2 separate regions of the Mus musculus genome follow, and region 2 is linked to region 1. Evidence: chromatin loops called from intact Hi-C (ENCODE). Cell type or tissue: left cerebral cortex. All regions are shown on one strand.

Region 1 (8,000 bases):
GACCGTACCCACCACTTGGGCTATTATGAGAACGAGAATCCAAACTCGATGTAAGTGTTAGCTGTTTGGCCACTTCTGGCTTTTGAGGCTTTGTTTGTTTGTTTGTTTGTTTGTTTTTGTTTTTTCCCCTGTGTGTGCACAGGCATTGCTGTGGATTGTTCTCTGCTCAGGAAACACCAGGACAGTTTTGAGAAACACAGAATGTTAAAAGGTCGCCGGCTAAGAGACATCCTCACCATGACTGGGCATTCTCGCTGCTAAGTGTGTTTGTGTTGTCTGTGTGTGGGTACGTTCATGTGAGTCCAGATGCCTGGACTGGTCAGAGGCATTGGATCCCTGTCAACAGGAGTTACAGGTGGGTGTGAGTTGTCTGATACTGGTGCTGGGAATTGCCCCTCTGCAAGGGCTGCATGTGCACTTAGCTGCTGAGCCATCTCTCCAGCCTTCTAGCCTGTCTCTGTTCTGCTTCTTGGGCCCCTGTTTGTTCAGCCATTAAAGCACAATTACTATCTAAATGATCCTTTTTGAGCAAAGACGATTCCCTTAAAGCTGGTCCCAGAGGGTTTAGAACTTTAGTACTATAAGCCTGCTAGAAAAAGATACAGTGTCTTTATGTGTCTTTTAAAAAGTATTTATTGATTACTTGTGTATACTGGGGGTTTCGGGGGGTGCACCTGCTCTGGTTCATGTGTGGAGGGCAGAGGGCCAAGACATCATTGTGGTAGTCCAGTCTCCTTCTCTCCCGTGTTTCAATGATCAAACTCAGGTCACCAGTCTTGGTTGCAAGTGACTTTCCCCACTCCTCCCCCCCCCCCCCATCTTGATGGCCCTTTTAAATCCAACTCAGATTTAGTCAGCAATATGTAGGTAAAAATCTGTCAACTCAGCACTATCATCATTCTCAAACAGAGTATTTGTTGTGGAGACTGTGGCATGCTCTGTAGAGTTTGTTCAGCAGCATCGTCCGCCTCCAACCAGCACCCAGTTCTCCAGTTGTGACAAACGTCCTCTAAATGTTGCTCTTGGCATAAGGTTGTCAAATTCAGCAAATGAAAATGTAGTTCATCTGGTTGCCCTCCTCTTGGGGAAAATGTCACCCCAGGTTGAGAGCCCTCTTTTAAATGCCTCCTGTGGTGGTGTCCACTCACCCACACCATAGCAGTGTGAAGCAGTAATGAACAGCCCATTCTAAAGATGAGGAGACTGATTCGTGGAGAGGGACAACCGCTTGCAGTCACTCAGGTGGATGGCTGATTTCAGTGCCTTCTTCATGATCTATTATGTCAACTCAAAGGGTCTCATCCTCTTGCAGTATATTGTACGTCTGTGAACCTCTAAGCCACTTTTCCCATCTCATTTTGACCCTCCTATTCTGACGCTCTGGTAATTGTGCATTGGTTATATGAAGGGCTATGCTAAAACATTTTCCTCCAAATCCACCTCACACAGCTTTGGAAGTTGTCTCTTGGAGAGTCGGCAGAGTGGAGAGAAGGGAGAACGCAGAGGATGCGGGGGTCCCTGCTTCCCAAATCTCCACAGCCAAACCTGAAGAGACAAAAGGCAGCATGGTGCAGGGACATTATTTCCCCTGCTCTATCACCCAGCTCAATGGGGCATTCTGGATCCCTGCCCTCCAAAGCTCAGCAGCCTTATTAACAGACCTCAGCTGTGGCCCAAAGCCCTTACCTCACCCGAGAGGGCTCTATTTGCATGATAATGCCCTCTTTGGGGGAATTATTGCTTAATTAAAGAACAGCAATCACTTTAATTAGCATGTCTCCTTGCTCCCTGGTACTTTGCATGGATTCAAATGAGCTCCTCATTAGCCATTGGCACTTGTACAAATTTGGGGCCTCTGGCTGGGAAGGGAGGCTCCCAGGGCAGCGGCCTTAGCCAGGCCCTCAGTGGTGGGGAGGCACAGCATGGCCAAGAACACAAGCCCGGCTTTGTGAGGAGAGCAGGAGACAGGGTCCCAGCCAGTGCTTTTCGGGGCCCAGGAACCCCACATGCTGGGAAGGCCAGGCCCTGGAGGGGCAACTAGGCAAGGGTTGCTCTTGCCTCTGTCTGCACACTTATGCTGACCCTTTCCCTTCATCTTTATCCTTAATGTCCTTAGTACCCGACCCCATCCTCACCTTCACATCTTTCCTCTCAATCTGAATCTGGTTTTATCTCATCCCAGATTTTTAGAATTTGGGGAGCTAACTTTTCTGTTCCACGCAGCAGTGTAGGAACAACACACACACACACACACACACACACATACACACACACACACACACACACACACGTCCGCCACAACCACCACCACCACCAGGTTCCTGAGCCAAAGACAGCATCTCTCCTTGGTAGCTCCACTTTTTGAGATCTACAAAGGTATAAAAGAATGACTGTGCACAAATAAGGCCTGGGTGGATTTGCTGGACTGTGAACCACTGTGGCTCCTCACCAGAACTTATCCTCTCTAGTTGTTAAGAAAATATGCAAGCCATATTTTATGTTATGGAAGCCACTGGACAAGGGCTGTCTGTGCGCAGGCTGTGATGTCCACCCAATTATACTTTGGCTATTTCTCTTGGTGCTTCTGTCCACTCACTACAATGGCCCCTCCTCCAAGAGGAGTCTGGTTTCTTCCATCCACATAGACATTAGTGTACTTAATGTTCAGCCTCCTTCCTGTATTAATACACACACACACACACACACACACACACACACACAGAGAGAGAGAGAGAGAGAGAGAGAGTTTTCTATCTGTGTTCCTTCTATCACTCAAGATAAAAGCACGCAGCCGGGTGTGGTGGCGCACACCTTTAGTCCCAGCACTCGGGAGGCAGAGGCAGGAGGATTTCTGAGTTCGAGGCCAGCCTGGTCTACAGAGCGAGTTCAGGACAGCCAGGGCTACACAGAGAAACCCTGTCTCGAAACAAAACAAAACAAACAATAACAACAAAAAAAGATAAAAACACGCATGTAAAGCGGTAAGGTAAGCTAGACCGTAGATGCACAGTCAGGTCTGTCTTATACTATCCCTTTTTCATTTTCGCAAGCTTTCAAGAATTGCTTCATGGCTCTCTGGCCCCTGAGCGAGAAAAAGTACAGCCTCCCACTTCTGTCAGAATCTTTTTCTACTGCAGTCCTAGCAATCACAGAGCTATCTTCCTTGTCTCCGTGCTCCCAGACCGTACTTGCCAGGTGAGACTCTCCTATCTATAAAGTCCTCACTTTGGTCTGAATAAGGAACAGAAGGTAGCTGGGAACTTGAGAAAGAGGGATGGGGAGAAAGGAGGAGTAATTGAGATGGGGAGAATGGGACGCTCCTCATCCTGCAGAGAGAGTAACAACAAATCAGGTAAATCCACTTGCTGGCAGGATGCTGAGCCTGAAACCAGATGAAGCCCCAGCAGTTCAAAGGCAGAGTGACACCCAAACAAGAGAGCAGCTCTTAATCCCCATGGAAAGATGAGAGCCGTGCTCTCAGCTCCGGAGCGAGACCACTGCGCTTTGTTTAACCAGGATTGAAAACACAGCCCTATTGAGAGCTGGGACTTTGAGGCACGGACCCCGAGGGGCAGTTGCCAAGCTGAAGGCAACGAAAGCTGCCAGCGTTCACCTCTTTAGTGCTAGGCTTGGCAGTGATGAGGCAAAGGGCTGGGACTTTTAACTGACTAGGTCAAAAAGGTTTCCTTATTAGACACACCGCTCAGGGCTGGAGGTTGGGGCTTGAAAGGTTAAAACAGGCTCTTCCAGAAAAGATGCATCATCTGAAGCTCGTTTACCGTCTACTACCGAGGTCCTGGCTCACCACCTCCGTCCCAAACCTCCCCTGGCCCATTCTTCCCAGTTTAAAGAGAAAATGTGTCCACTTTGCCAGAGAGAATCTGGACAGATACGAACGAACGGCAAGCAGGTGGCTGGGGAATGAGCCTGCCCTAGGCTGGTTCTTGACCTGTAGGTTAGCGTCTGAGATAAGGCAAACAGGAAGGCTGCCCACAGCCTGTGGGCAGACAGCCTGCAAGTGAACTGTCCCTCTTTAGAACAGCCCTGTGCAGGCTGTAACTCCCTTGCTGCCAAGCGTTGAAGGTCCCAGGCCCTGAAGGTGTTTTTAGAGTAACACTTCTCCTGTGTCCTTTACAGAAGTGAGATTTAGGAGCTAGGAGAGTGTTGGGTAAGAAAGTCCCCTGTGTTCTCACTCGCATATCTCAGCTGCAGCAGCATCTTTTTCAAAACTTTTTCTTTTTCTCTTTCTCTTTCTTTTCCTTTTCTTTCTCTTTCTCTTTTTTCTTTTCTTTCTTTTTTTTTCTCACTGTATCTCCCTTATAAGACTTCATTGAAGAAGCAGTTAAACAGCACGGAAAGTTGAAAGGACGCTACACTATGAATGAAAAGGTGCTCGAGAAGGAAGTTTCCTGCATCTCCATTTCCATCCCTGGACCACTCAGACTTGGCATCCAGTCTAATTCACTCAGAGTGCCTATTGAGTGCCTCATTTGTATGCCCACTTACTCCACCGGGGCTTTGAAGCGGCTTGTGAAGAGATGTGTACAATAAGACAGGGTCAGTAGAAATAGACAAGTGACCAAACCAAAATAAACAGACATGAAGAGAAGTTGAGATCCGGGAAAAGAAGCACACACGGGCAAGGGAAAAATGCATTTATTCTGTTTTTAGACTCCAACTTGGCTTCTGGGCTTTTCAGAAGACAGATCTCTGGGGAGATGGGAAGAGAGGGAAAGTAGGAGGGGAGAGACACAGAGAGGGGAGGAGAGAGCAAGACTGGGCCTTGGGGAAAGAGAAAGCACCCCTGTATCTAATTCTTACCTAAATACAGAAAATAATATATGCCAACTCTGGGAGCTAGGCCATTTTTTTTCCATCAGTAAATTTTAGGAGAAAAGTTTCTCAATGAACTGAGAAACAGAAACGACTATGTCTTTGGAGGATCACCTATAGTGATAAGACTCTCATGACTCACTATGGGGTTGGGTGGAAAATTTGAAGACACTGGCGTGAAAAAGGAACTCAGTAAAAGGGTATTTTATGAGGGCACAAAGTAACAGGACTCAAAAGAGTAGCCTTGCATTGCTTGGGTTCAGCCATGTAGCATAGTTTGGGCTCCTCCCAAAGCAGGTGATGAGCAAAGTTGTCTGGGATTTGATTCCAGTAAAAGTGTAGAAGAGTTGACAATCAAGGCAGGAGGAGAAAACAAGCCTCCCACAGGCTACCAGTCAACCCAGGAAAGCAAGCTGGGGCATCTATATGCCACTTTCTGCCAGTCTTTGATGGAGGTCCACTTGAGGAAGCTTCAATCTCCTGATAGCTCCAGCTTACCATGTATGCAGGCAGTGTAGGCTCCAGCAGGAAAAACAGATGAAGGTACCTGCTGTCAGACTGGCAATTAACATCCTATGAAACAGTGCAAACCAACAAGAAGCAGTGAGACTAACAGTGTCAACTAAACAATTCCATTCTCGCTTTTGCCCAAAACTGCTGAAGTAGGACTATAGCTTCTCTGTGGAGTATTCCATAATCAGACCTGAGAGAACCCAGGGAGTGTTCTCCCTGTGCTGTATCAGGTCAGCAGCTACCCTGTCACATACACTGGGCCCTGATACATGCTTTAAACAGCTTGTCCCAACTCCTGTGTCGACTGCCTCTTCTTCCAGGCAGTGGCACACTTACAAAGTAAGAGCAAGACAGATCATCATTATGACCCATGCTTTATATGGTCCCCTCACAGTTCAGAGGGACATGGAAGTCTCAGAATTCTTCAGAGCATCCCACTGCATTCCCAACTAAAATGGAGAAAATGTTTCTCTCCACTTATGTACAGTCCCATATCTCTAAAGTGATGCTGTTTTTTATTTGTCCATTTTGAGGTAGGGTGTCTTAGTAAATAGCCCAATCTAACCTCAAATTCCTGGGCTCTAACAATCCCTCTATCTCAGCCTGAGTAGCTGGAGTATGACTGCATACCCATACCACACTATCAACTGATCAATATTTCATTTATTCTTCTTAAAATATATTTTCATTTATTCTTTGATAATTTAGTTGATCATGAGTTCAATGACCAACCTTTAATTTTTACATGAAGCTTCTTATCTTCCTTCTTTGGAGGGAACAAACACAAAGAATGTTCTGCACGGTATCCTTGCTTCTGTTCAACAAGCTAAATTCAGAAATACTCATTCCCACAGAGCTTTTTGACCACACTTGCGTCTATTTCCTAAAAGAAAGATAACTCCTTTGTACAAATTCAGGGCTTGCTCCAGTACTGTGCCAGACTTTTCCTGAAATGTCTCAAATTGCTGTGGTTGATATAACCTAGAATAGAACTGAGCATCCACCAAATTTTAACAATTTAAATTATTATTAAATTATAACAATTAAAAAATTGGTGAAATGGGTAAACCCCACATTCTTCAAATAACCTTTCACAATTGTTACTTTTGATAAATGCTAATGGGCAGATGTCTCAATATTACATTCCATTGAGAGATCCTGGGATACTGGGATTCTTTGATGAAAAAGGATAGATGTTTGGAAAGTAGATGAGCAGGCAGCATTTTTAATGACTTTTAGATGACTGACCAGAACTCTCAGCTGTGCAGAGACCATTGCACTTCAGCTTGGAGAAAGGTTAGAAGAATAGTTCAGAGAAAGAAAGAATTTTTGCAAAAAAAAAAAAAAAATTCTTAGTTAGGGTTTTACTGCTGTGGACAGACACCATGACCAAGACAACTCTTACAAAGGACAGCATTTAACTGGGGCTGGCTTACAGGTTCAGAGGTTCAGTCCGTTATCATCAAGGCAGGAACATAGCAGCATCCAGGCAGACCTGGTGCAGGAGGAGCTGAGAGTTCTACATCTTCATCTGAAGGCTGCTAGCAGAATTCTGGCTTCCAGACAGCTAGGATGAGGGACATAAAGCCCACACCCATAGTGACACACCTACTCCAGCAGGGCCACACCTTCTCATAGTGCCATCCCCTGGGTCAAGTATATACAAACCATAGCAGAAACTTATCTTTTTGTTTTCTAATTTCTAAAGGCAATAGTATCTAAATATACTTAACACTGTTCCATGTCATTAACGTTTGCTTTTTTAGTTTAAAGTAGCAGATAGTTTAGTAAATAGGGAGAGCATGAATGTATGAAAGCATAATTACAGGAATCAGAATGTTCTAAACTATGTATATCTATATTATTCCAAACATTCATCATGTCACTTTGTTCAGAAAATAACCCCTGGGAACATTGCATCTCCTGATGTTAATCAAATCACAGATTTTTGCTTGATCATCCGTTTAGACTGTTTTGGTACACACCTGTAATCCCATAACTCAAGAAGTGGAGAATGAGGAGGACCAAAAAAGTTCAAAGTTTTCTTCAGTATGAAGATAATTTGGGGGCCAGGTAATGGTGGCACACACCTTTAATCCCATTACTCGGGAGGCAGAGGCAGTGAGTTCAAGGTCATCCTGGTCTACTGAGTGAGTTCTGGAACAGCCAGGGTCATACAGGAAAAACCCTGTCTTGAAAAACCAAACCAAACCAAACCAAACCAAGAACAACAACAAAAAGAGAGATTTTGGCTTTGACAATGTGGGAAGTATTGGCTCTTCCTTTAACCAAAAGAAAATGTCTGGGACCTGATACTCACTTGAGAGCTGGACTTTGAACTACCTACTGTGCAGTTCCCCACAGTTGGCTACAACTATGGGATTTGATGACAAGCTAAGGAGCCTACCAACAGCTCAGATGATAAACCTAACCCACAAAGTCCAAGGTTGCTTTACTCTGGGCGAAGGATATGAGCCTTATGGTGGTCTTGAGCCTTGGTAGATCATTTATCTTTTCTTTCCTTTGGGAAAGGAGGGTAATACCGACCTTGGGGACTAGAGCTTCTGCATGGGTTTAAAAAGATGGTCCTGGTTTTTATTCATAGGGCCCAGCAAACAAAATGCTTGTTTTCATCACTGAGTGAGGAGACTTTT
Region 2 (8,000 bases), 69 kb after region 1:
TGTTTCATCTCAGGCCCACAAGGTTTGTGCTTCCAAGTGGAGCCAGAAAGAAAACCTTGGCCCGAGCTGCAGATTTCTTTGGAGAGGTGGGGGTCAGGGAGGCCCTCCAGGAGGTTGAAGCTCTTTTGTTGGAGATATTTGTGCATTTATGAGAAGCAAGGTCTCAGATCAGCGATACCCTGATTTCCTAATGCACATATCCTCAAGTCCTTAAAGAATCTACACCAATGTGCGAGCAGAGCTGTTTGCCCTGGCGCTTATCCAAAGGCCTCTCTTGCCCCCCCCCGCCCCGATCCCTAAGTTCCCGTGCCCCCCTTGGTTTTTCCTCACCTTGGCCTGAATGTCTGACCCTTACAAAATCAATGACACACAGCCTAAGGGTTTCATGAAGTAACCTGGAACTCATCTACACATGCTCTGTGCTCTCTATCCTCAGATAAACATTCTTCAGCCCAGTGCCAAGTCTTCATAGAGCAGTGTTGAACAGAGAGCAGAGGTAAGAAAAGGCAAGGACAGAAAAGAACAAGTGTTGAAGGTATGCTGGAGGGGACAGAGATGCCAAAGGGGCTGAGTAGAGGCTAGGCTGGAAGACAGGGTCTCTTTTGGTGGGTGGCGATGCGGAGCAGGAACGGTGGGAGCCCTCATCCTCCAGGGTTCTGTTCTGTGGCAAGCTCAGGGATTTCTGACAGCAAAGTAAACTGTGGTGTGCTGAGTTTACCCAGTTCCAATAAGCAGCATTTGGAGTGTTTAATGTTTCCTTACCACTGAATTGGTTGACAGGCCCTGATCTGCAGCCGGCCCCTGCCTGTCTTTTGGGAAAGTAGGGGATAGGGTAGTAGGTAGAGAGCTGCCAGGAAAGCAGGCATCACTGACCCCAGTTTGGACACAAGCTAGGAAGATCTGCTCTTGCAGGCCAGAACTTTGTGAAAAAGGAAGAGCCTGAAAGGCAGCCTGATGCCTTCACTCCACCCGTCCTGGCTGGGCCTGGGCACCTGTAGTAGCATTGACCCTGCGTGTAGCACAGCCCAGCACACAGACCCTTCCTTCTCCTTGTGTTCTGCATTGAACATTGCCTCCATAGAGTGTGTTTCTGTGGATTGATGCAGGGGACAGTCAGACCACAAAACAAATCAGGAAGACCCCAGAGCTCAGCACGAAATTAACAAAATAAACTCTGTCTGGCAGGCTGCTCAGTCCAATGTGCTGCTGGGTTTTGTGCTAAGTGGAGATGAATGGAATGAGATAGGAGGGAGGGTAACTGCTCTGCTTCTCTCCAGGAAGACCCCCCCCGGGAAAAGGCCGTTGCTTTTTGATGAAATAGACTCCGGAGCTGAGATGGAAAGGGCATCCAGTGAACACAGAGGAGAAAGGAGGAGGACCCAGGAGGAGCAGGTGATGTTCAGACAGCAAGGACAGAGAAAAGCGGCAGGCAGCAGCTTATGAGGAGAGGAAGGAGAAAGAGGAGGTGTTGAGAGTGCTTACTCCTCTTGCAGAGACCTGGGTTCACAGAACCCACATGGTGGCTCACAGAGACCTGTTACTCTAGTTTCAGGGACTCCAATGCTCTCTTCCGTCCTCCACGGACTTCTGCACACACATGGTGCACATAAACTCATAAAGGCAAACTCACATGTACATTAAAAACACAAAAATAGGAGTTATTCACTGCCCAGGATTATGGAGACCGGAGAGAATTTAAAGATGCTAGGGTAATGATGAGGGGCTTACAAGCCTCGAAGGTGACTCAGACTGCTAAGATTTTTGTTGATTTAACTCAAGCATATTGTCCTGGGTTTCATCTCTACTAGACAACTTAAAAATAACCAGGGATCAGGGCATGGTAGCTCAGCACTTAGGAGCTAAGGCAAGAGGATTGCTGTAAACTTAAGGCCCAGCCTGAGCTACAGAGTAAGATCTTCTAAATAAGAAAATAATAATAAAAATAGCCAAGGAAGTAACATAGGTTAGTAGCTTTTATAAGTTCCACGGAGCACCAGAGGTTGCTAGATGCCAGCAGGGTTCAGGGAGAGGCGAGGGAAGGGTGGGAGAGAGAAAGTTCACTGCATACGGAGCCCTTGTGCCCACCCCCACTTTAACCACAGCTGTTGTACTGTTGGCTGTCGTGTTTGAGAGTGCACCTGTGCAGCAGTTCCTTGAAGGAAAGACGTAACTACTGTATGCCTATAAAAGGATTGGTGGAAAACCACAAAGGTATGGTTTCTCCTGGGAGTCTCCACCAGCTGGGAGAACCACCCTCCTCAGAAGGGCTGTCGCAGAGAAAACATGGAACACGTTTGGGGCCCGGGTCCCAAGCCAAACATTCCAGCCTGTGGTCAGATTATTGGCTCTTGTGTTTGGCACACGCACACACACACACACACACACACACACACACACACACACACACACACAGCACGTGCAACAAGCATTTGCTGTTCTTCTGGTTCAGAAATGGGGAAAACTGCACAGACAGTATAGACCACTTTGCCTGGGGCTAGGCCCACAGCTGGCACCATGAGTCAGTAATAATACATGGAATAATAAATAACAAACACCAGCCACGGGCTCTGGGTCTTTCGAAACAGCACACAGCTACCCACATAGGGGAGCATTGATACATGAGCTAAAATTGCATCGGCTAACCCAGATTCGGTTAGTTATCTCTAAAAATAAAACCCCACCTTTACCACCCACCCTGGTATCCTTCCAGGGTCCTGGGGGAGCCGGACCTATTTTCAGCAGACAAGTAGAGCTGGCCTTCAAAAGATGAGACCATCAGCTTCGTCCTTAGCTGGAGAAAAAGACATGTAGCCCAGAGAGCACGTAGCCACTTCCCACACCTTGCAATCTCTTCAAGGTTCAGGGACTGTTGACACACGGAGCTTTGAACTCCAGCTTTATATCTTCAGCCGGTTCCCATCTGTTTATTCTCTACAGTTGTGGAGAAAGAGATTTTTCAGGAAAGCTGTAAAGGACTTTGAACTTGTTTAAAGGGGAAGCATTTAAAAAAAAGGGGGGGTGGGCAGAGATTGATCTGTGTTCCAAATGCAGAGCTGGCCAGGGAGGGAGCACACCCTCTGCTGGAGGTGTCCAAAGACAGGGTGTGTGTGTGTGTGTGTGTGTGAGAGAGAGAGAGAGAGAGAGAGAGAGAGAGAGAGCACATGCCATGCCACCATTGTAAAGGTCCAAGAAAAACTTTGCAGAGTTGAGTTTCTGTTTCTACCTTTACTTGAGCTCCAGTGATCAAACTTGGGTTGTCAGGCCTGCAAGCACCTTTATTCACCAAGTCATCTCACTTTTTTTACTTTTTAAACAAACAGCATTATCTTTTGAAAAGAAATTGTCCTCAGAATCTCAAAGGGAAGCAGCTGGCTGGGCTCTGCTGCTTCTCCAGGCCCCAGTCACCTGGCAAGTAGGTGGCTCCTCAGGGAAGCCATGGAGTAGTCATACCTTCAGGTCTCTGCATCCTGTCAGTATCAACGTGACTCCACTGATTGGCTGACCAATGTCTGCCCAGCGTGTAGCAGGGTGTCCTGACACCCTCCTACTTCTCATCCCCAGCACAGACCTGCCAAAGTTAGGACAAGAGAACAGGCTAGGTCCCTTCTGGGAAACCCAGGGGGATGGAGCCAGGCCTGACTGGGCCTCCAGGTTGGCCTGCCCTTGCCCCAGGGTTTAGTAAATGCCCTAGGAAATATTTGTGGAAGACGGGGCATATAACTACATCAACTCTAAGCCTCAGGATCTACAAGCACGCTCCTGTGCTGAATGGCCATGTTTAGCCCAGTGTTGGTGGGAACATGGTATCAGCACAGACCTACCCTCGGAGGATAGGGACGGTGCTATGAAGAGTTGGGGGGTGGGGTGGGAGGCATCTTGTGCCTTCCATCTCCCAAAGTCTTCCAGAGCAGAGAAACCCAAGGCTCCTCCTACTCTGCTTCTCTCTCTTGCCCTTACTCGCTCACTGAGCTGCAATCTAACCTAGAGAGACCCTTGGTGTCTTCCCTCCCTCTCACCTCAGTGCAAACACCAGAGAGAGAGAGAGAGAGAGAGAGAGAGAGAGAGAGAGAGAGAGAGAGAGAGAGAGAGAGCTTATAAAGAGAGTCCCTGCAGGAAATGGAGATGTCTTGAGTGACCCAGGGAGAGAGGACTCTTGTCAATTGTGGAAGTGGCCAGTGTCTACCTCACAATCCTTGAAAAAGATGATGGTGTCTACCCTAGGTCCTTGGGATCCTACTTCTCATCCCCCAGCACAGACCTGCCAAGTTTAGGACAAGAGAACAGGCTAGGTCCCCTCTCGGAAGCCCAGGGGGGTGGAGACGGGTCTGGCTGGGCCTCCAGGTTGGCCTGCCCTAGCCCCAGGGTTTAATAAACTCTGAGAGGGGTTTTCAAAGGCCACTTGATCTTCCCCATCAGGCAGCTCCTGTCTCCCTTTCAGAGCCGCAGGACTGGAAAGAAAAAACGCTCAATGAACAAGGAGGCAGAGAAAGCTGAGCTGCGGGGCACCTTCTATGAATTTCTGATGAGCACAAGGCCCTGACTCCTGGGTCCCAGCCCAGTGCAGTCAGGGATGTTAGTTTAAGTCATTTCGCACGGTTCACTGGCTCTCTGAGAGCAGCTTGTCTCCAGCCTGGGCCTCACTAACAAGCTCTTTTTACTCAGGGTTTCTCTGAGCAGAGACCTCAAACAATAGCAGCTTTCAAGGGGCTGGGCCCTCCTCTGGCAGCTTCCCTCCTAGCCCCAGCCTCCTTCCACCAGCTTGCTGGCCCACCTGATAGTCCAGAGCCAAGGCCTGACCTGCAGAAAGGCTCCCGCTTATCTCCCTTCCTTCGTTTTTTTTTTAACCTCTCTTCTTCCTGTCCTTCCATTCTCCCTCTCTCTTTCTTCCTCTTTTCTTCCCTCCTTTCTTTCTCCCTCCCACTCTCCTTCCTTCCTCCCTCTTTCCCACCTTCCCTTTCCTCCTTCTCTTTTTCCCCACTGTGCTCGTTCTTCCTGTGAATGTACAGAATGAGTGTCTGGGCTCTCCAGAACTGGTGGCTACTTTTGCACAACACTGTAACCCAGTGTGCATGATGCTCCTGAGATGTGCAGTGTAGTACCAGTCAAGAGCAGCTAAGCCTGGCACTTGAACCTACTAAATCCGTCAGCTCTCCTGAATTCTGAGCAGTTCCTCCCTCTCTTAACCAGAGTAGGGCTCTGGCTTCCTCCACAGAGGGCTCTCCAAGCCTGGAAAGATGGGTGAAGAAGAGGGAAGCTGGCCTGGAGCATTGACCATAGGGCCTCCTGACAAAGGCAATAACCTTTTGCTTCTTCGGTAAAGGTCTCTCTGTTTTCCACATCCTGACTGCTTGTTCTCCTCCATCTGCTCTCCCCAGCAGGGTAGCAAGGAGACAGTGTCTATTCTCCATCCTACCTCTGGTTTTCTCACCTGAGCCACTCTCACAGGTCCTCAGAAGAGATGCCAGAGCAAAGAGGCTAATTACCCAGTATGTGGCAGTTATTCCTGTATGTAGTCTACAACAATGGCCAAAAGCAAACAAGGTTTATACTGAGATAGGGCCAGTGCTTCTGCGCACTGAGAGTCCATCTTGAACATTTCCATCTTTTGACATGACTTGTGATCCAGGGAGCTTTGAGCTGCCGTTCCATGGCACCTGTCAGTAATTAAAGGTGCCTTGGCCAGCCACCAAGATCTCACTCCAGGGCCACGGGTTTTTCACCCTTCAGAGGCCAGGCTACCCTCTCTTGGACCTCTTAAGCATTCCAACTCAAATCCTCCTCCTGCCCACCCTGCCCCACCAGACCGTAAGCTAAAGCAGGATGTCTGGTGTAGCGCACAGCCTGATGGCTGAGAGTGGGTGTGGCAGTCACTCCAAGGGTACAGCACTAACTGGCCATCTGCCTGTGTGCTCAGTTCAAAGCTGATTCCGCTCCTTTCTGAGGCAGCTCACCCAGGAAGCTACTGGAACTTGTTCAGGCTCCTAGCAAGTACCTGAGATCGGCCCTGCCAACTTCAGGTTCACACAGTGAATTCTTTCATCTAGTCGGTTCTGCTAATCACTTCTCACTACCACCGATATACTCTAAGAGCTCAAGCCCCAAAGCCTGGCCAGGTGGAGAGGTGATATGTCACAGAGTTGAAGCCCTTTGTCACCCCTGAACACCTGTAAGGCAGGGCTTCTCCGTTTCTTTCTCCATCTCTTGCAGTCAGATATTTGCATAGTACCAACAGTGACATTAGCTCTCACAATAACTGATCATCCCTGCCACCAAATTTCAATGACCTGTTGTGACCAGCAGTATACCTAGTTATAGAACCACAGTGTGTCCCAGATGTTGACAAAACCCAGTCTCCATTTGGGAAGAGGTGTCAGACTAGGCTGGGAAAAAAGTCAGGACCCGATTTAAAGCTAATTATTCTGTACATCAAACCAGACTTGTGTTCAGTTCCTTACTTGAAGCCTCTGACTCCCCCACCACAAAGAAACAATGTAGTTTTCCTGGGCAGTGGCGAAAGTGAGAGTCAAGGCACAGTTTAAGATGTTGCTGGCTTGACAATATGGAGGCAGAGGTGACACGGGCATGGTCAGAGTTTGAGCTGCCTAGTGTCACAGGTCATCCACGGACCACATCAAGACCTTCCAAGGAAGAGCTGCTGCTGAACAGGGACAGCACCCCTGCCTCCCTCCCAGGCTTTTGGGGGATTTGTTTTCCACCCAGCAACACCCCACTGCTGGTACTAAGTAGATGCTCCATCATTCACTGCCTTCCTCACCAAGGAGTGAGGGTAGCAGGGCTGGTCAGGGAAGCAGAGGGAAAGAACAGGATGTGAGTAGAGGGCCTCTCCTCTTCCTCACCCCCTGCAGGCCTGGGCAACTCAGGGGAAAAGAGGAGGAAGAGAAGGAAGAAGCCACATCTGGTCTGAGTGAGGCTCCCAGCAGGAGTACAGGGTCTCGGTCTGGCCCTGTTGCTGGGGGAGGGAAGCAGAGGGTACTAGCACAGGCCACGGCTGGCCCAAGAAAAGCAGAGGGGAAAGTGGTCGGGGTTCGGAAAAAGCAAATAAACAGAGTGGCTAAGGCGATAATAATAAAGAGAAAGAGCCATTAAAGTGAAGAATGGAGATTGTGTCATCCCCAAAACAAACAGAAAACAAACGGCCAGTAGATTGCTGTACAGATGTTTTACAGAGTGAAGACAGAGTAAAGATGTGTGGAAGATGCCAGAGTCGGCCAAGACGCCACCAGCAGCAGCTGGAGAGCAGGTGGACAAGGACCTCAGCCAGAAAGCCCTTCCTTGTCACAGGAAGCCAGCCGCAGAGACCATTACAGCCTCACGCAAGCAGGACTTAACTGCTGTGGGGGGCACCTGTACAAATGGAGTCATGGAAAGAGAGGAGGTGCTCTCCCTGCATAAAGCTGGGCCTCTGTGTTTGTGCAGACTGACACTTACAAGAGGGACCAGGAGCGTTCCAGAGCTGGATGAAGTTCTTCAAGGCCATACATAACTCATCACTGTCTCTTCGCTGGTTGGTTAATGGCTCTTTTTTTTTTTTTTTTTTTTTTTTTAAAGATTTATTTATTTATTATATGTAAGTACACTGTAGCTGTCTTCAGACACACCAGAAGAGGGCATCAGATCTCTGTTACAGGTGGTTGTGAGCCACCATGTGGTTGCTGGGATTTGAACTTTGGACCTTTGGAAGAGCAGTCGGGTGCTCTTACCCCCTGAGCCATCTCACCAGCCCCTGGTTAATGGCTCTTGACTGTGTCCATTTCAGTGATTCTCCAGGGACTCAGTCCTCTTTCTTGACATCACAGTTTCCGGTCTGATCATGTTCTCTACCAGCATGAGAGGCAGGAAAGCTCAATGCCTAGGGTCTCATCTACAGATAGTTTGTGTGTCAGATACTGCGATATACTACTTTGGGGTTACAAAGATGAGCAAGATACCTTTCTTACCCCACATAATAAGAACCTAAAGCTCTACTCTGCAGTGTCTTC

The links. Peaks named below come from ENCODE experiments on the same cell type or tissue, not always from the same donor. Only the 100,000 strongest peaks of a DNase experiment are listed, where the experiment ranks them.
Region 2: it touches region 1 in a loop (1.9-fold over the local background); 5 of 42 quality-filtered maps call a loop at or near these places.

What each region holds. Positions count from the first base shown.
Region 1 is chr9:35,396,580-35,404,579 of GRCm38, reverse strand. No RefSeq gene overlaps it. Among named protein-coding and RNA genes, the nearest start is that of Cdon, 51 kb to the left of the region's middle. In left cerebral cortex, no CTCF peak of the experiment used is centred here; DNase peaks (open chromatin) are centred at 1,796 and 3,520.
Region 2 is chr9:35,327,965-35,335,964 of GRCm38, reverse strand. No RefSeq gene overlaps it. Among named protein-coding and RNA genes, the nearest start is that of Gm33974, 14 kb to the right of the region's middle. In left cerebral cortex, no CTCF peak of the experiment used is centred here; DNase peaks (open chromatin) are centred at 2,710 and 4,582.